2 separate regions of the Homo sapiens genome follow, and region 2 is linked to region 1. Evidence: chromatin loops called from intact Hi-C (ENCODE). Cell type or tissue: heart left ventricle. All regions are shown on one strand. Links, peaks and the distances in the headings refer to the core of each region. The heading gives the core; the rest is flanking DNA.

Evidence for each region. Hi-C counts contacts between places; a loop is a spot of excess contacts. Peaks named below come from ENCODE experiments on the same cell type or tissue, not always from the same donor. Only the 100,000 strongest peaks of a DNase experiment are listed, where the experiment ranks them.
Region 2: it touches region 1 in a loop (5-fold over the local background); 22 of 110 quality-filtered maps call a loop at or near these places.

Annotation. Positions count from the first base shown.
Region 1 is chr6:138,424,763-138,434,402 of GRCh38, reverse strand. It overlaps NHSL1 (NHS like 1), which reads left to right. Exons shown (of 8, transcript NM_001144060.2): 6 at 723-4,010; 7 at 4,560-4,692; 8 at 9,587-9,640. Among named protein-coding and RNA genes, the nearest start is that of MIR3145, 5.7 kb to the left of the region's middle. RefSeq lists enhancers at 3,218-3,717, 3,718-4,219. In heart left ventricle, for the core only: CTCF peaks have their summits at 5,259 (motif pointing left) and 7,760; a DNase peak (open chromatin) is centred at 3,492; H3K4me3 peaks cover 1,254 bases; H3K27ac peaks cover 3,821 bases.
Region 2 is chr6:138,111,687-138,121,326 of GRCh38, reverse strand. No RefSeq gene overlaps it. Among named protein-coding and RNA genes, the nearest start is that of PERP, 9.1 kb to the right of the region's middle. In heart left ventricle, for the core only: a CTCF peak has its summit at 5,282 (motif pointing left); a DNase peak (open chromatin) is centred at 5,136; H3K27me3 peaks cover 1,044 bases.

The DNA.
Region 1 (9,640 bases), core at 846-8,845:
ATTCTCTGTTTGGTTGTAAAACTCCAACGAATAAATCATCCTAATTTGAGGAAATGTTCACTGGATCAGTTCCTGCCAGTTTCCCCAACTAGAACACAACAGATTGCTGTTGAATTTTGAATGTCACCAACAGACAGATAATGGCTTCAGATGGATAATGAAATGTTTGGAACACAGATGGGCCTGTAAATCAATTTTCTTTGCCTTAGAATTTCCTTCTGACATAAAGAATTAATGTAATTAACACTGTTTTATACCAGTACCCCTCAAATATGGTATCTCTGTGGCCCTATTGTTCAATTACTACATTCATCTACCTTTGGGAAAGATGTGTCACTGCTTGATAGATGGTCTGCACAGTCACCCAGTGGGCGAAAGGCTACCTTGAAGACTTTACTGAAAGGTGATTATTTCAAAGTAAATCCTCCTCTGAGCCCTTGGCAGCCTTGATCTTGAAGGGATACCCTGAGAATTCCATACGCAGCACTCAAGCCATAGGAGGATTGGAGGTACAAATTAAGAGAAGTACCTGACATTCATGACAATAATTTTCATTTTAGAGCTATCAGTAACTTTTTAAATGTACTTAGATACCTACAGGAGAAAGGAAATTAAATCAAATAGAAAAATTTTTTTAAAATTCTGTCAGAGGGGTGAGGGTACACGTGATGAACTATGGATTTTATTTTCAGGTAACAAGCCTCTTTCTGCTTTATCTCCAGCATCAGGCACTGGCCAAGATGATGCTGATGGCCACTCAGTGTACACCCCTGATCACTACTCTACACTAGGAAGGTTCAATAGCTGTCGGTCTGCTGGGCAGCGCTCAGAAACCAGGGACTCCAGCTGTCAGACGGAGGATGTGAAGGTCGTACCACCTTCCATGAGGAGAATCAGGGCACAGAAGGGGCAAGGCATTGCTGCCCAGATGGGCCACTTCTCAGGTTCCTCTGGCAACATGTCTGTGCTGAGCGATTCTGCAGGGATCGTATTCCCTTCCCGCCTTGACAGTGATGCTGGCTTCCATAGTCTTCCGCGTTCTGGAGCAAGGGCAAACATTCAGTCCCTTGAGCCGAGGCTGGGTGCCCTCGGCCCTGCAGGAGACATGAATGGCACTTTCCTCTACCAGAGAGGTCACCCACAAGCAGATGAAAACTTAGGCCATTTAGGAGGTGCCTCAGGGACTGGAACACTTTTGAGACCCAAATCCCAGGAGTTGAGACACTTCGAGAGTGAAAATATAATGAGCCCAGCGTGTGTGGTTTCTCCTCATGCAACCTACTCCACCAGCATCATCCCAAATGCCACACTGTCTTCCTCTTCCGAGGTCATCGCTATTCCCACTGCTCAGAGTGCGGGACAGCGGGAAAGTAAAAGTTCTGGCTCATCACATGCAAGGATAAAATCCAGAGACCACCTCATCTCCAGGCATGCTGTGAAAGGTGATCCTCAGTCTCCCGGTCGCCACTGGAATGAGGGCCATGCCACCATTCTTTCACAGGACTTAGACCCTCATTCCCCTGGTGAACCCGCACTGTTGTCCCTCTGTGACTCAGCCGTCCCTCTAAATGCTCCAGCAAATAGGGAGAATGGGTCCCAAGCTATGCCGTATAATTGTAGAAACAACCTGGCCTTCCCAGCCCACCCCCAAGATGTGGATGGCAAGAGTGAATCTAGTTATTCAGGGGGCGGAGGGCACAGCAGCTCGGAGCCCTGGGAATACAAATCCTCAGGTAATGGAAGGGCATCCCCCCTGAAGCCGCATTTAGCAACTCCTGGCTATTCCACTCCCACAAGTAACATGAGCAGCTGCAGTTTGGACCAAACGTCCAACAAAGAGGATGCTGGGTCGCTGTATTCTGAGGACCACGATGGCTACTGTGCATCTGTGCACACTGACTCTGGACATGGATCTGGGAATCTGTGCAATAGCAGTGATGGCTTTGGGAACCCCAGGCACAGCGTGATCAATGTTTTTGTTGGAAGAGCTCAGAAAAACCAAGGGGACCGGTCCAATTACCAGGATAAATCCCTATCAAGAAACATCTCTTTGAAGAAAGCAAAGAAGCCTCCCCTGCCACCCTCCCGGACAGACTCCCTCCGCAGGATTCCCAAGAAGAGCAGCCAGTGCAACGGGCAGGTGCTCAACGAGAGCCTGATCGCCACACTCCAGCACTCGCTGCAGCTGAGCCTCCCAGGCAAGAGTGGCAGCTCGCCCTCCCAGAGCCCCTGCAGTGACTTGGAAGAGCCCTGGCTGCCCCGCTCCCGGAGCCAGAGCACAGTTAGTGCTGGCAGCAGCATGACTTCCGCCACCACCCCCAATGTCTACTCCCTGTGCGGGGCCACGCCATCGCAGAGTGACACAAGCAGCGTCAAGTCAGAGTACACGGACCCCTGGGGTTATTACATTGACTACACGGGCATGCAGGAAGATCCGGGGAACCCGGCAGGGGGCTGTTCAACCAGCAGTGGGGTGCCCACTGGGAACGGGCCAGTCCGCCATGTCCAAGAAGGGTCCAGAGCCACAATGCCCCAAGTGCCCGGTGGTTCAGTCAAACCAAAGATCATGTCACCAGAGAAGTCACACAGAGTCATTTCTCCATCCAGTGGGTATTCCAGCCAGTCGAATACACCCACAGCACTCACCCCTGTGCCTGTGTTTTTAAAATCAGTGTCACCAGCAAACGGGAAGGGGAAGCCCAAGCCCAAGGTACCAGAAAGGAAGTCCTCTCTGATATCTTCAGTATCCATTTCCTCATCGTCCACTTCTCTTTCTTCTAGTACTTCTACTGAAGGAAGTGGCACTATGAAGAAGCTGGATCCAGCCGTGGGCTCTCCCCCGGCTCCTCCTCCTCCTCCTGTTCCCTCTCCTCCATTCCCTTGTCCTGCAGACAGGTCTCCTTTCCTTCCTCCCCCACCTCCTGTCACAGATTGCTCCCAGGGCTCTCCTCTGCCTCACTCTCCTGTGTTCCCCCCTCCGCCGCCAGAAGCTCTCATTCCTTTCTGCTCCCCACCTGATTGGTGCCTTTCTCCTCCCCGCCCTGCACTGAGCCCCATTCTTCCAGATTCACCTGTGTCCTTGCCATTGCCCCCACCTCTCTTACCTTCCTCGGAACCCCCACCTGCCCCACCTCTTGACCCCAAATTCATGAAAGACACCAGGCCGCCTTTCACAAATTCTGGCCAGCCAGAATCCTCCCGGGGATCCTTGAGGCCGCCTTCTACCAAGGAGGAGACCAGCAGGCCCCCCATGCCCCTGATAACCACGGAAGCATTGCAGATGGTGCAGTTGAGGCCCGTGAGAAAGAACTCAGGCGCTGAGGCGGCACAGTTGTCTGAACGAACAGCTCAGGAACAACGAACTCCAGTTGCTCCACAGTACCACTTAAAGCCATCTGCTTTCCTGAAATCCCGAAATAGCACAAATGAAATGGAGAGTGAAAGCCAGCCTGCCTCTGTGACAAGCTCGCTTCCGACGCCTGCCAAGAGCTCGAGTCAGGGTGACCATGGCAGTGCGGCTGAGCGTGGTGGCCCTGTGAGCCGCAGCCCTGGAGCTCCAAGCGCTGGGGAGGCAGAGGCTCGGCCCAGCCCCAGCACCACCCCACTCCCAGACTCTTCACCCAGCAGGAAGCCACCCCCCATTTCCAAGAAGCCCAAACTGTTCCTGGTGGTACCACCTCCGCAGAAAGATTTTGCAGTGGAGCCCGCAGAGAACGTGAGCGAAGCCCTCCGAGCTGTGCCCAGCCCCACGACGGGAGAGGAGGGCTCTGTGCACAGCAGGGAGGCAAAAGAGAGTTCTGCAGCCCAAGCTGGCTCTCATGCCACGCACCCTGGCACCTCGGTTCTTGAGGGAGGAGCTGCAGGATCCATGTCTCCCAGCAGAGTGGAAGCCAATGTCCCCATGGTTCAGCCTGATGTCTCACCAGCCCCCAAGCAGGAGGAGCCAGCCGAGAACAGTGCGGATACTGGGGGCGATGGGGAGAGCTGCCTATCTCAACAGGACGGAGCAGGTGAGTCTGGCTTCCTGGCTTCTCTCTCCTGTGCCCTCTGCCCATATGCAGCTGAACCAGATAGGGTTGTTGAATGCTCACACGTGGAAAGAACCCAGGTAGATCAGATTCCTGTTAAAGCTAGCAGTATGTAGGCTTCCTGTGTTAAAACACAGATTAAGTTACCAACTTTGCATTTTGTTATTATTTTTAAAATCTAGACCTAAAGGCATGGCAGAAAATAGGGGGATGGAGATGATCTGCAGCAGGCTGGGTATTAAATAGCAATGGGTAACACCTCCCTTCCGAAGAGCCGCGCAAAGAAACGTTGCAACAAAATTTAAGAGAGATGCCATGGGCGTTCCATACTTTAACAAAGAATGAGCTCTGGCTCTCAGGCTAGTGTCATTTCCTCCCTTCTTTGTAAACTATCAAACTACAGACCCACGGCATCTCCCTGTGGTTCTCACATTGTCGGGAATGGCAGGGAAGCAGCATATTTAGAAGCTTGGCTGAGGACTGAAATTCCAGTCACTTGTGCGTCTTGTATGCCTGCCTGCTCTTCTGTAGCTGGGGTGCCGGAGACCAACGCAGCCGGTTCATCCTCAGAGGCCTGTGACTTCCTCAAGGAAGACGGGAATGATGAGGTAATGACCCCCAGTCGACCCAGGACCACAGAAGACCTTTTTGCAGCTATTCACAGGTATTTCAAACTCCTTCCTCTGACTTTAATCTACTGTGTAATTCCTTCTTTCCAAGCAGCACCTCAATTTACTTTTCTTCCTTGAGGTTTCTTCTGTCACCCAATCATAACTCCTTAACTTTACTGTTGATTTTTTAGTGGGTTTCTACAGTTTTATTTCCTCTGGCTCCAATTTCTGTTTTACTTTGTCTCACTGATTTTTATGACATTGGGGACAGTGGCTCAATGTGATACGTTCTGGTAGGCGCTGCTCTTCCTGGCAAGGAGCGCAGTGTGGCAGTCATAAGACAGAGTATATTAGCAAGAGTCGGATTAAAGTGACTGACAGTGCAGTCAGGAGGAGGAATGCTATGTTCTGTGGACTTAGGATGCACAGACTAGCTCCATGGGACTCTCTTCCTAAAGATGTTTTAGTTTATTCTAATTTTTTTCATTTTACAGAAAAACCACAGTTATACAGAGCAATTTCTTTGGCTGCTTAAGTGTTTCTATAAAAGAGTACGGCCCTTTAAGCGGGAGCAAAAGAATGACTTATGCTTGTTAATATACCACTAGTGCCATCTACTGGCATCAGAAATCGTTGGGTTTAAAAACAAACAAAAAGGGTAAAATTTTCAAAGTAATGGCCTGAACTGTTACACTTTTTATATGTGGTCACCTTTAAGAGTAAATATGATTTAGCACTGAAGTTTTACTTACTGCATCACTTTTCTGATTGGAAACAGCTGACTACTCCCACACAGTGTCATCGTAAAAGCTGATGACTGTATATGTGCAACTACGTTAAGCCGTAATGCTGTATAAACCTTTTGCTTCCTTCTAGACTTCTCTACCACGGTATTTCCAGGTAACTCTAATGAATGTCCTTATGCTGCCAAGGCCTTATTTTGCCCTGAATGAAGATCCTTTCTTTTTTTTTAACCTCCTGAAACAAAGCATCCTGTAGAATCATTTGATTCTGTGTGTGAATGATCTTATGTCAGCACTGCTTTCCCAATTCTTGGACTCTCCCTGAAAAGACTATTGCATAAGATGAAAAACATAGTGCTGTACCTACCTGAAACTCTTCATGCAACACATTAACATCTAACTTGGTGTGGGGGGAACGAAGCCGGTGAATTAATGTTCTTGTCAAGAATTACGCTCTTTACGTCGCTCCTCTAGTGTTGGTATAATAGATCCTAAAGACTGCCCCTTTTAACATGGACTGGTTTCTTCAGTCTCATTAGAAGTGAAAAGGTAGCTGGTTGTCCAATTATTTCTCAAAACAGAGAAATGATAAATGATGCATCCTTTGAAACTTCAGTGGCAATTCTAGAAGTTCCCATAGATGTTTCTAACTCTTAACCACGCTAGACACATAAGAAGCACTCAATAAATATTTCCTGAATTAAATGAAACCAACTGGTATTTAACCATTAGAAGATTCTTCCAAGACTCAGAGTATTTCATTTAGTATGGAATGCACTGGGTTGCTAAATATACAGGCATATCTGTCTATTTATAATAGCCATCCACAGAGAAGATTTGCGTAGCCTGGTTGTTCTGTGTACTCGATACTTGGTTCCAGTGAGGAAACCCAACTGTTGTGGGTCCAAATTACTGCATATTTTTTCCCAAAAATATGCCAAAGGCCTCTTCTATATTTTGGCAACCTTCTTAAGGCATCGAAAAATGTGTTGTTTCTCTTACTAGGACGTTACATCGACTGCAGATGTAGAAATCGGTCAGTTGGTGTTACTCAGTGCACGTATGAGAGAAGTCAAAGCCAAATAGGCCTTAGGAATGGATTGCAGAGAGAGAGTGAGGACATATGCTAATTTCTGTTGTAGCGTTGAGAATAAATTAGCAGACATAGTAAAAATCCATCTACTGTCTGTGCTTTTTTAGGGCTTTATTTTTATGTCCTTCAGCGCTTAAGCTCATAATTTAAAATAAAGAATATCTAAGTTGAAACACAGCTTCCAAATTTTATAATGCAAATTAATTCGCTTCAGATTTAAAGCCAGATGGAAAATGTAGAACACCAGTTGAGGTGTGAAGTTTTTATATTTATTGAAGTAATTAGTTTTAAAATCAGTGTTAACTGTTTAAGCACTTTTTATAGCTCTCTTCATTAAAAATACATATTCGTGTGTGTGTGTTGTGTATGTATATGCAAAGAATTTGTACATTTAGATTTAATTATTTTAGTGGGCACCTGCTCTTGAGAGATGACAGTGCTTTCATAAAATCCCATCTTTCTTCCTTTTTTTTTTTTTCTTTTTGATACAGAGTCTCACTCACTCTGTCACCCAGGCTGGAGTGCAGTGGCGCGATCTTGGATCACTGCAACCTCTGCCTCCCAGATTCGAATGATTCTCCTGCCTCAGCATCCCAAGTAGCTGGGATTATAGGCGTGTGCCACCATGCCCGGCTAATTTTCGTATTTGTAGTACAGACATGGTTTCACCATGTTGCTCAGGCTGGTCACCCCATCTTCTTTCTTAATTCTATGTCTACAATTAAAGGTCATAGTTTTACTCAAGTTTAGTTGTGACTTGTTTAATGGATCTCAGCATACTCTCACCGTTTAAAATCTAAATTACAAATTAAGTCACCAGCCAATACCTAAAAGAATGAAATGAGCAGAGCTGCTTTGGGGAGTAGACCATGTAAGTGGTGAGGCCATGTGCTATAAGCTCAAGTCCTAGTTGTCATACTAACAAGTTACCTTTTCTCAGTTACCTTTTCTGAAACCCAAAGTGGTTGGACTAGACCATTTCTAACGTCTTTTCTAGCTCTACAGTTTCGAGATGTTAGGATGTCTGTAGTTTTGTCAGCCGGTCCTAACTCTTATCAGGGCAGACTGCTCTTGTTAACTACTGAGTGGGACCATGAAACCTGTATGGTAGGCCATGTTCTGCAGTCCCAAAGAGTCTGGTGCCCTGTCCACTCTGGCCACCCTTCAGACCCTGTATTGGGTCCTTACCATTTCCCAGCCTCTGCTTTAGTGGCATCTTTTTGACCAGAAGAATGGAGATGACGCCAGGAACACCAAGCCCAGGGCAGCCAGCATGGGCCCATGCTGCCCTCTGTCTTGCTGTGTAAGCCACGTAAAAACTAAATCCATTTTCTATGTGACATTCAAAGGTTTGTTAAGCACCTGCTCTATGCCTGACCAATTATGGCTATCACTGCATTCATGAGTACTGACAAACTGTGACCTATATACTGTTATTCCCCTTTTGGTGATAGGAAAAATACACAGTCAGAAATGTTAACTTGTCCAAGGTGACAGAACAAGGAAGCTTTAGCAGTGGGAGTTATGTAGCTAGCTTCTTTATTTCACTTAATCTTCACAAACCTGTGAGGTTGGTATCTTATAAGTGAGGAGGCATGGCATGCATGGGTAATTTGTCCCAGGTCACACAGCGAGAGGTGGGAAGAGTCTGGTTTCAACTCTTAATCTGTGTGTACAGATATCATACTCTCAACCTTTCCCTGCTGCATATTCTACAATTTTATAGCAGGAAAAGAGATATACCCACGTCTTTATTCTATTAACTGTGTTGAGTTTCCTTAAAGCAAGTTCTCCTGCACTTAGCTAAGAGACACAGACTGAGTTGTTGTCATGAAGAGACCAGCAAGGGGCCACTTGGCTCACTGGCTTTATCATCTCTTTGTCACTGGCAATGGAAAGCACATTGAACAGTGAGGTTCTCAGAGACTCAGGACAAGAAATACCTACAGGAAACCTTCAGCTTTCTTTGATTGCCCCTTCGTCTTCCCCACCCCACCCCACCCCTCACATTTTCTTGATCAGTGCAAGGTTTGCTGAGTCGATCATGAAGCAGGGTCTGGCATGGAGGGTTCGCCTTTGTTTTCTGGAAGGCTGGATTTTAGAAGTTGGCACATGGTCCTGGAAGAGCTGAGGAAGACTGGTCTGACGGCAACTTCTAGAATAACTGAGAATGTGAAGCTGAGGAGTTGTTCTAGGACCTGGAGTGGGGTACATCTTAGTACAGGGGATATTCTGGCATGGAACAAGAAAAGGAAGCATAGAAAGAAAGGAGGGTCAGCATGTGAAATTCACTCCGGATCAGCCCGTCTAGGAGAGATCAAGGAAAACTGGCCATTATTAAAACTTTTGGTCCTGTCCAAAGTAAGTTAATAGTGTCTAAGATTTGTTTCAAATAGGGAGGGTGGAGACAAAAGAAGGGTGACCGTAATTAATGATTATCATAGGTGAGTTATGGGCTCATGCGGTCTTGCAGTGAGCTGTTCTCTTTTGTGTGGGTGTTTGAAATTTTCCAAAGTTAAAAATAAATTATTTGCCAGGCACAGTGGCTCACGCCTATAATCCCAGCACTTTGGGAGGCCGAGGCAGGCAGATCACCTGAGGTCAGGAGTTTGAGACCAGCCTGGGCAACATGGCAAAACCCCGTCTCTACTAAAAATACAAAAATTAGCTGGGCTGGGCATGGTGGCAGGTGCCTGTAATCCCAGCTACTTGGGAGGCTGAGGCAGGGAGAATCGCTTGAATCCGGGAGGCAGAGGTTGCAATGAGCTGAGATTGCGCTATTGCACTCCAGCCTGAGCGACAGAGTGAGTCTCAAAAAAATAAAATAAATTATGCATTTATTACTTTTTCTTTTTTTTTGAATAGAGATAAGGTCTTACTGTGTTGCCCAGGCTGGTCTCGAACTCCTAAGCTCAAGTGATCCTCCCACCGTGGCCTCCCAAAATGCTGGGATTACAGGTGTGAGCCACTGTGCCCAGTCAAAAATAAATTTTTTGAAAGTGAATCTTAAGTAGATGGTGACCTGAAGATGCGATAAGAGCAGAGTGGTTGTGGCTGACAGCCTGTGGTCCCGTGGGAATTAACCTTTTTCTTAATGTTATTAAATCTCAGATCCAAAAGGAAAGTCCTCGGCCGTAGAGATTCAGATGATGACCACTCCCGAAA
Region 2 (9,640 bases), core at 721-8,720, 310 kb after region 1:
CTGTCAATAAATATCCAATTCCTTATATTTTGTAGTTCCCCAGGGAAAGTATGCAACAGACACTAAGTGTATTTGCTTAAAACCTTTATTTCTTTGAAGCCGAAGAGGAGTCATAATCTGCCAGAACAAGTTGCTGGATCTTGACAGCCTAAGGAAATTCTCTTCTTGCAGCTACTGCAAGCTCTCTCCATGTCTCCTCTCAGTGCACTAATCCCATTCATGAAGATTCCGCTTTCATGACCTACCTACCTTCCAAAAGCCCCGCCTCCTAGTACCATTGCATTAGGGGTTCAGTGTCAACATATGAATTTTGGGGAGATACAAACAGTTCATAGCACCGGACTACCCCATAATTCTTTTTCCAGCTCTCCTCTGAATGTTCACTCAGTATGTCTCCACTGGGCACTTAATAGATACTTTTTAATGCTATTTGTTTTCAAATATATTCCATTATGAACTGTCCTCCAAATTAAACTGAAAACTCAAAAGAAATAGACGTGGGAGGGTCTATATTCCTTTCTAGTTGCCACAAATCCAACTGAAAAAGTGCTTGATTAACTCATCTAATTTTAAAAGAAACACTCATTTAAATCTTTCAAAGTGTAAAAAGCTGATTCTCTTGTAATAGAATAACCATATTTAATTTGTGTGTTTTGCCATTTGAGATTTCAACTTTTAAAAAACATCTCTTAGGCCCGCTGGTGCTAACTATACACCAAGATCATATGTAGTAAATGCAAATTTCTATAAATGTAATAAATGAGATTCATATATTTATTAGATTTCTCAGATCAGAAATTTATTGCCATTTTCCAAAACAAAAGCATTTGGTTTCACATATTGAATGTGTATATGCATAGTGCATATGCATGTATACAGAACACTAGGATGAGAAAAAGAAAGACTTAGAGCTTTTGCTTCATTTACAGAAATCTTCATCTGAGTCCAATTAATGAAAATGGTGACAGCACTACAATAACAGACAAGAAATGTTGTAATCTAAGTTCATCTTCAGAGAAATGAAGCAGGATATTTGTCAAAAGACTTGAAGGTATCCCTGTATCCTACTTAATATTCTATGTGAGTTCTAAGAGTCAGCATAGCTCTTTCAACATTCTCTAATTGAACATTAATAAATTAATAAGCCTCCTGGCTGCTGCTCCACTTTGTCTCTCTACATGACAATGTCAGCTGACTCCAAACTGATGGAGGGATGGGTCTCACTGGCAGATGCAGATTTCCTGAATGAGTTTAGGAATTACTTTTTTTTTTAAACAGAGGTGTTAGATATTATAGGATATTTATATATTTTAGAATATTTTCCTCTTTCTCATTTTGAAAACTATGCATCTGACAAAGGTCTAATATCTAGCATCTGTAAGGAACTTAAACAAATTTACAAGGAAAAACAAACAACCCCATTAAAAAGTGGGCAAAGGGACATGACATGCATGTGGCCAACAAGTATATGAAAGGTAGCTCAACATCACTGATCATTAGAGCAGTGCAAATTAAACCACAGTGAAATATCATCTCACACCAGACAGAATGGCTATTATGAAAAAGTCAAAAAATAACATGCTGGCTAGGTTGTGGAGAAAAAGGAATGCTTTACTCCGTTGGGAAGAATGTAAATTAGTTCAACCATTGTGGAAGACTCTGGCGATTCCTAAAGACCTAAAGAAAGAAATACCATTTGACTCAGCAATCCCATTGCTGGGTGTATTAGTTCTGTTTTCATGCTGCTGATAAAGACATAGCCAAGATTGGGCAATTTACAAAAGAAAGAGATTTAATAGACTTACCATTCCACATGGCTGGTGAGGCCTCACAATCATGGTGGAAGGCAAGGAGGAGCAAGTCACATCTTACATGGATGGTGGCAGGCAAAGAGAGAGCTTGTGCAGAGAAACTCCCATTTTAAAAACCATCAGATCTCGTGAGACTTATTCACTAGCACAAGAACAGCACAGAAAAGACCCACCCCCATGATTCAATTACCTCCCACCAGGTCCCTCCCCCAACATGTGGGAACTCAAGAAGAGATTTGGGTGGGGACACAGCCAAACCATATCACTGGTATATACCCAAAGGAATATAAGTCATTCTGTCATAAAGACACATGCACACATATGTTCATCGCAACACTATGCACACTAGCAAAGACATGGAATGAAGCTAAATGCCCATCAATGGTAGACTGGATAAAGAAAGTGTGGAACGTATAGACCATGGAATACTCTGCAGCCATAAAAAGGAACAAGATCATGTTCTTTACAAGAACACAGATGGAGCTGGAGGCCATTTGCCTTAGCAAACTAATGCAGGAACAGAAAACCAAATATTGTATGTTCTCACTTATAAGTGGGAGCTACGTGATGAGAACACATGGACACACAGAGGGAAGCAATACACACTGGAGTCTATCAGAGAGTGGAGCCATGGGAGAAGAAAGAGGATCAGGAAAAACAACCAACGGGTACTAGGCTTAATACCTGGGTGATGAAATAATCTGTGCAACAAACCCCCATGACATACGTTTACCTATGTAACAAACCTGCACATGTACCTGGAACTTGAAAATAAAAGTTAAAAAAAAAGAAAACCAGAAAAAAAAGAGAACATTTTTCTCATTCTCATCTCTATCCACATAGCAAACCTCTTTATTATGTGGCAGTTCTATCTCTTTTTTATTTTCTTTTTAATTTTTTTTGAGGCAGAGTCTTGCTCTGTCACCCAGGCTGGAGTGCTCTTGCTCTGTCACCCAGGCTGGAGTGTAGTGGTACGATTTCAGCTCACTACAACCCCCACCTCCCAGGTTCAAGCGATTCTCCTGCCTCAGCCTCCCAAGTAGCTGGGACTACAGGTGCACGCCACCACACCTGGCTAATTTTTTGTTTTTTTTGTATTTTTAGTAGATACAGCGTTTCACCATGTTGGGGCTGGTTTCGAACTCTTGACCTCAGGATCTGCCCAACTCAGCCTCCCAAAGTGCTAAGATCAGTTCTATTTCTTGAAATGAAGGAATATTGATCCTGGCCGTTGAAGTGGACATTGTAGGAATGCAGAGGAGTGGAAACCTCTGCTTCGAGGTGTTTCAGATCTGTTTGGGGATAAGACAAAGACCTGTGTACAGGCAGGAGACAAGGCCAAGTGGTCTCTGAGAGGTTATTATGGGCTGGGCTAAGGTGGCCTTATTTCCAGGAAGGGACTCACTGAGAGATGCAAACATGTTTCTAAAGCTCCAAATGAAACAAAATGTCAATATAAGAAACAGACTGAAATGTGTGACTTTTAAATACAAAAAGCCCCACAAACATTGATGGCTCCTTCAACTTGTTCAAGAAACAAGTCCAGGTAATTTTAAACACAGCTCAGCTCAGTGTGGGCCTGTGTTTTCTCATTCCCTTCCCCCTGTCTGGTGAGAATATTTGTAAAAAGTATATTTTAAGGGCATGAATAATTTAGGCCTGAGCTGAATATTTATTGGAAATTTTCCAGGCTGAAATAACCCTGGGATGTACAACCGGCATTTTTGTGATAGACCCAGAAGCATAATAATAATTTTTATACTGTAACGAGAGAGACTGCATATGTGTGAGAAAGAATGAGTAGTCTGGAATTGGTTTGGAGAGATAAGTAGAGTCTTAAAATACATGCAGACAACTGGGTATGCTCTACAAATTTCAAATGTGTTCCAATAAATTTAAGAATATGCACATTGAAATGGAAAGTTTTAGAAGTTAATTGCGCAGCTTTGTAAAGATCTGGGCGTGCGGCCCAGTTCTGCCACTTACTAGCTGTGCTATCCAGGAAAACTCATTTAGCTTCCCCATGCCTCAGTTTCCTCATCTGTAACGTAGAAGCAATACTTGTACAAACCTCATAGAGAAGTTGTAAGGATAAGAGAAATTAATGTGTGATTAAAACAGAGACCGGCACGTCACACTATATAAGGGCTGATTGCCATTATTATTATTACTATAACTAATTGTGTGGTGGTTAGGTGCTGAGGCCTTAGAGCCAGAGGGTTGGTCTGGGCTCTAACACTGACCTGTTGAGTAGCCTTAAACAAGTAATTTAAATGATCTGTGGCTCTGTATCCTTATCTGCAAAGTAGGTGTAATCATTGTACCTACCTCACCAGATGAATCTGAAATTAAAGAAATTAATACGTATCTTAGAATAGTGCCACGTGCCTTGAAGCGTTCAATTAACGTTAGCCTTTGTTATTTCTAACTATATTTCTGGGCTGCAGATGACATTGTTTGAGCTCAGCATTTCACTCTCCACTTACCTAGTGACTTTCAAGCTTGGGACTGGTGTTGATAATTTAACTATTTTCAGTAGACAGTATATGTCTATACTGACAACTCATTAACTCCATCTACTTGTTTGTTCCAAATGCTATGCTTAAGTCACAGCTTTTAGCTCAATTAAGAGAATATGACATCAACGTGATAGGTTGCACATATTGTGGCAAGCAGGTCGGAGTTTGAATCCCCTTATTTACCAAGCTAATTTACTTAGTCTCAGTGTTTTCATCTGTAAAATGGGCCTGACAGCATCTAACTCACAGTTAGTTATGAGAATTCAAAAATACATTATTTGTAAAGTAGCTTAGGGTATTCTTAGAACGTGGTTTTAAACAAATGCTTCTTGCTAAACAAATGCTCTTTGCTCCCATTCACTGAAAGGCTGTCAACAATTCCTTTTGGAATGCTGCCACACTGGTTCCAGGGAGGAGGTTAAAACTGGAATTTAGTTAGAATTAAGTCACAGAGAGCAAATGCGTCTGAAACCACCCTTAACTTCTGACTCCTAATAATTATGTTGACTTGGCCAGTTGTGGAGCCTTACACCTGTAATCCCAGGGAGGCTGAGGCTGAACTCCCTTGAGCTCAGGAGTTCAAAAACAGCTCTGGCAACATGGAAAAACCCAGTCTCTACAAAAAAAATATAAAAATTAGCAGGACGTGGTGGTGCACACCTGTAGTCCCAGCTACTCAGGAGGCTGAGAAGGGAGGATCACTTGAGCCCTAGGAGGTCGAGGCTGCAGTCACTGCAGTCAGCCGTGATTGCACCACTGCACTCCAGCCTGGGTAAGAAAGTGAGACCCTGTCTCAAAAAAAAAAAAAAAAAAAATTATGCTGATTGCTCCAGGCCCAAAAGTGACGTGCCTTTTTCTCTGCTCTTGTAGCCCGCAGACATGGCCACGCGTTAGGACAGCTGAATGCACAGCGAATGCTATGCTGAAATATGATGTGCTACTGCCATCTAGTGTTCCAAAGAAATACTTCCTTTTCAATTTTGATTCTCAGAAGTTTTTCATTTATCTCTACTTCCACAGCATTTTCGAGCGATTCATTTCCTTGTGGTTCATTTTTTAACCATCTCAACAGATAGATGACTACGCAGAAGTTCAGAGAAGCCAAGTTTCACGAGTGGTTGTTGACAAAACCAATCATTTATTCACACATTTATCAAGCAATTATGTAACACCTGCATTATGACAGGTGCTGGGGGCATAAAGACGAATAAAATCAGGTCCCTTTCCTCAAGGAGCTCACGGCCCAATAGGGACATAAAAGAGATGACTCGGAACAGTGTGATTAGTCCACATGCTTCCAGGGTTTGGGAGCACTGAGGAAGAGCACGTAGTTACATTAGTTTGGAGGAGGTGACAGAGGGCATAGGCCAGGATTCAGGGACGATTTCTTGGGGGATGTGGTCTGAAGCTGATCTTAAAAGACCAGCAGGAAGTAAATAGGGAGGGGACTGGGAGGAAAGGTATTCCATAAATAGCATCAAGAGAAAAGCAAGAATAGCATCGTGTATCTGAGAAGCGAAAACAGTGGGAAGTGTAAGGCAAGCAGAAGTGACAGGTGCAGCTGGAGAGGCAAACAGACACCAGATCATGGGGAAGGGGTGGGTTTCATATGTCACTTTCAGGAAGCTCAGACTTAATCAAAGACGTGATGGAGAACCAGTGAGCGACGCATGGAGTGTCAGGGGCAGATTCACGTTTAGCTGTCCTTTTAGTGATCTTGTAGGAGGTGGGCTTCGGAGAGGGTGGGGGCTCAGTTAGGGGGCAGCTGCAGCAGTAAAACAATGAGCTAGGGGAGGAGCATTGGGATGGAGCAGAGAGCCTGGATGGCAGAAATATTTAGGAGGTAGAGTAGGCGGCTCATTTCTAAATTACTAAATATAGAGTGAGAGATAAAGAGTCAAGGATGGTCTTGGAGTTTTAATGTTGGTGATCAAGATGATGGAGGTGCTGCAGAGGCTACAGAAAGAAGATGCTGGTTTAGAAGAAGAAAGGGCAGTTTGAACTCTGCACTGGTTGAGGTTAAAGTGTTTGAGTGAGGACCCGGGTGGTGCCATCTGGCTGGAAGTTGGATATAAAACTTTGAAGCATAAAGGAAAGGTGTGAGCTAAAGGTATATATTTGCAAGCCATGAGTACACAGGCAGGGGTTGAAATCACAAAAGTTGATGATGTAACACAAAGAACATGTTTAGAAGGACAAGCAGAATGGTGAAAATGTTTAGAAGGAATTCTAGAGAATACAATACTGGCAGGTGGCGAGGGCAGAGAGAGACTAGCGTGTTAAGGAGAAAGGGAAGGGATGGAGAACCAGCAAGAAAGGAAAAAAAAAATCCCTGGCAGCGGCTAGTTGGCTTGGGAAACTGTAGCTAGGCTATAAGAATCCTATGCTGAACATAAATAGTTTCACACAATAGCAGCATTAGACAGGGTCACTCTGTAATTGTGATGGAGCAAGACAAAAAGTAGACCACTCCCTAATCAGATCTCAACATGGGAAAAACAAAACACCATGGACCCACAAAACAAGATACCCCTCTTCCAGGCATGAGAGATCTCAGAATAAAACATCCACCTCTTGAGCCCTCACCAAGATCACCTAACATCAGCCTCAATCTCACCCCTCCTGTGTGAGGAGACATCCTAACCAAGACATCCCCAGAGTTCCCCATGGTGTGCAACCTCCCTTGCTGCAGCAAGTTAATGAGTTTAATTTTATTTGACTATTGGTGTGTTCTGGGTGGTCTTTGATCAATGGGATTTAATATTTTTATAGGTTCCAAGAGAGCCGAATTTTGTGGAGGAAGACATCAGATTGTCTAGTACAACAAAGAGAAAAGTGATATCCATTGAGTTTTGCAAATCTGAACTAACCAGTGACCTTTGTGATAGCAGGTTCAGTAGAATATGGGGAATATAGGTCTCACTCTCGGACAGATCCTCTATCACCCAACAGGGTGGGTGTAGAAGCTGCCAGCCTGTAGGAGGAGACAGCATCCATTTCCCATGTATCCTATTGAGAGACAGCCTTCAGTGCTCAGTGTCTGGGGCCCTGGCACCCTTAGTGGTGTGTTCCTACTAGCTTAGACAGCTCATTATGCATATTTCTTCCTAACTCTGTTCAGTGGCATCAAGTTGGTATTAGGTTGGCACAAACTTAGTTGCGGGTTTTGTCATTAAAAAAAAAAAAAAAAAAGGGAAAAACCGCAATAACTTTTGCACCATCCTAATAGCTTGAAATCAGCCATAGGGGCAATATTTACACCATGAAAATTGGTAAATGTTATAAATCAATACTTTTTTCTTTTCTTCAGGAAGTTGATTGTTAAACTTTTTTTTTTTTTTTAAATAGAGTCTCACTCTGTCACCCAGGCTGGAGTGCAGTATCATAATCTTGGCTCACTGCAACCTCCGCCTCCTGGGTTCCAGCAATTCTTCTGCCTCAGCCTCCCAAGTAGCTGGGATTGCAAGCACCCGCCACCATGCCTGGTTAATTTTTGTATTTTTAGTAGAGACGGGTTTTCATCATATTGGCCAGGCCAGTCTCGAACTCCTGACCTCAGGTGATCCACCCGTCTCAGCCTCCCAAAGTGCTGGGATTACAGGTGTGAGCCACCACGCCCGGCCTGATGGTTAAAACTTTCTCCATCTCTCCACTGAAGTGAAGAGAGATTACTGAAGGCTGAGGAAGGAATAGGAGGTGACAGAGTGGAGATAATTAAAAGTTTGTATGAGCAGAGGAGAAGAGAGATCAAGCAGGGAGACACAGGGTCAGTGGGAACTAGAACTCAGGTTGCCTGATGTTCTGATCACGGCTTGTTCTGCATCGTGCACTGCTAGGAGGGAAACCGTGTCTTCTTAATGACAGACACCAAATGAAGTCAGTTACTCTGTGTGTGTATATGCAGGGGTGCATGTGTACACACATTTGTGCACATACACACCCGTGTGGAGGGGAGGTTGAAAGAGAGACAGTGGAGTGGCTACAAGTAGGGCCTAGTCCCTCTTATAGAACCACCTCTCACAGCAGTAGATGGAGAAATGAATCTCTTGGGACAATACTATGACCATTTATTTTGAAATCAGCTGTTTGAATCATTGACCCTTTAAATGATCAGCCTTTAAGTGTTTTCCTGCAGAGTGTCTTTAGCTGTTTTAGGAACACAACTAAACCAAAATGCCTGTAAGTTTTGTGTTCAAGCAGTCTTGTTAGGAAAGAATGCTACTGCTTTGTTTACTAGGACAGTTTGTACAGAATTAATGTTTACATTTACAGTTCTTTTTTCTTTTCTTTTTTTTTTTTTGAGACAGGGTCTCACTCTGTTGCACAGACTGGAGTATAGTGGTGAAATTCTCGGCTCACTGCTGCCTTAACCTCCGGGGGTCAAGCGGCCCTCCCACCTCAGCCTCCCAAGTAGTGTATAACACCCTGCCTGGCTAGTTTTTGTATTTTTTTATAGAGATGGGGTTTTGCCATGTTGCCCAGGCTGTTTTCAAACTTCTGGGCTCAAGCAATCTGCCTGCCTATGCCTCCCAAAGTACTGGGACTACAGGCACGAGCCATCACGTTCAGCCGACAGTTCCATTATTTATGGAAAGACTTAATATTTGAAAAATGATTTTAACCTGAAACTGGTATTAGCATGTTGAATTTCCTCAAGGCAGAATTTTAAGTCTTTTATCCAGGGGTCTTTATCTTGCTTTAGAGGAACCCCAGAATAAAGTAGAGCTGCCTTTAACACACACACAATTGTCCTGAAGCAAGGAACTGCAGCAGTTTGTAGGATCTAACTTACTCTAAAAGAAGGAAACTGTGTAACTTCAAAAGTCATATTAATTTGTATAAAATAACTGGCTCTGCCATAAAAAATGCAATGCTTTTATTTGGTATTCCAATAATATTTTTGCATTGAAAGTTATCACTGAATTGATATATGATGGAAAAAAAACATGATAATATATTGCGTTACAGAACACTGAATTGATTTGCCAGCAGTTTGCAATCTGGCTAAAGGTATTACCCTCCTTAGATTTGCATTTCTAAAAGTCTCCATAATTTAGAATGCTAAATTACAGGCTGGTTATGTTCACTGGTAAAGTCATTATCTGAAAAGAAAAATAGAACACCTTAAAAATACTTACAGCCATTCCCAAACCCATGCCTTCACCCAAGGTGGCCACTTAATCTGGAAAGTCGTCCTCCTCCTTTCTGTCTTGTGCAAAACTGAAGTCCCACCTCCTCAGAGAAGCCTTCTACTGCCTTCTGTGGCTCACCCTGGCTTCACAGGTGTTTACTTTATGTCCCCAAACAGGA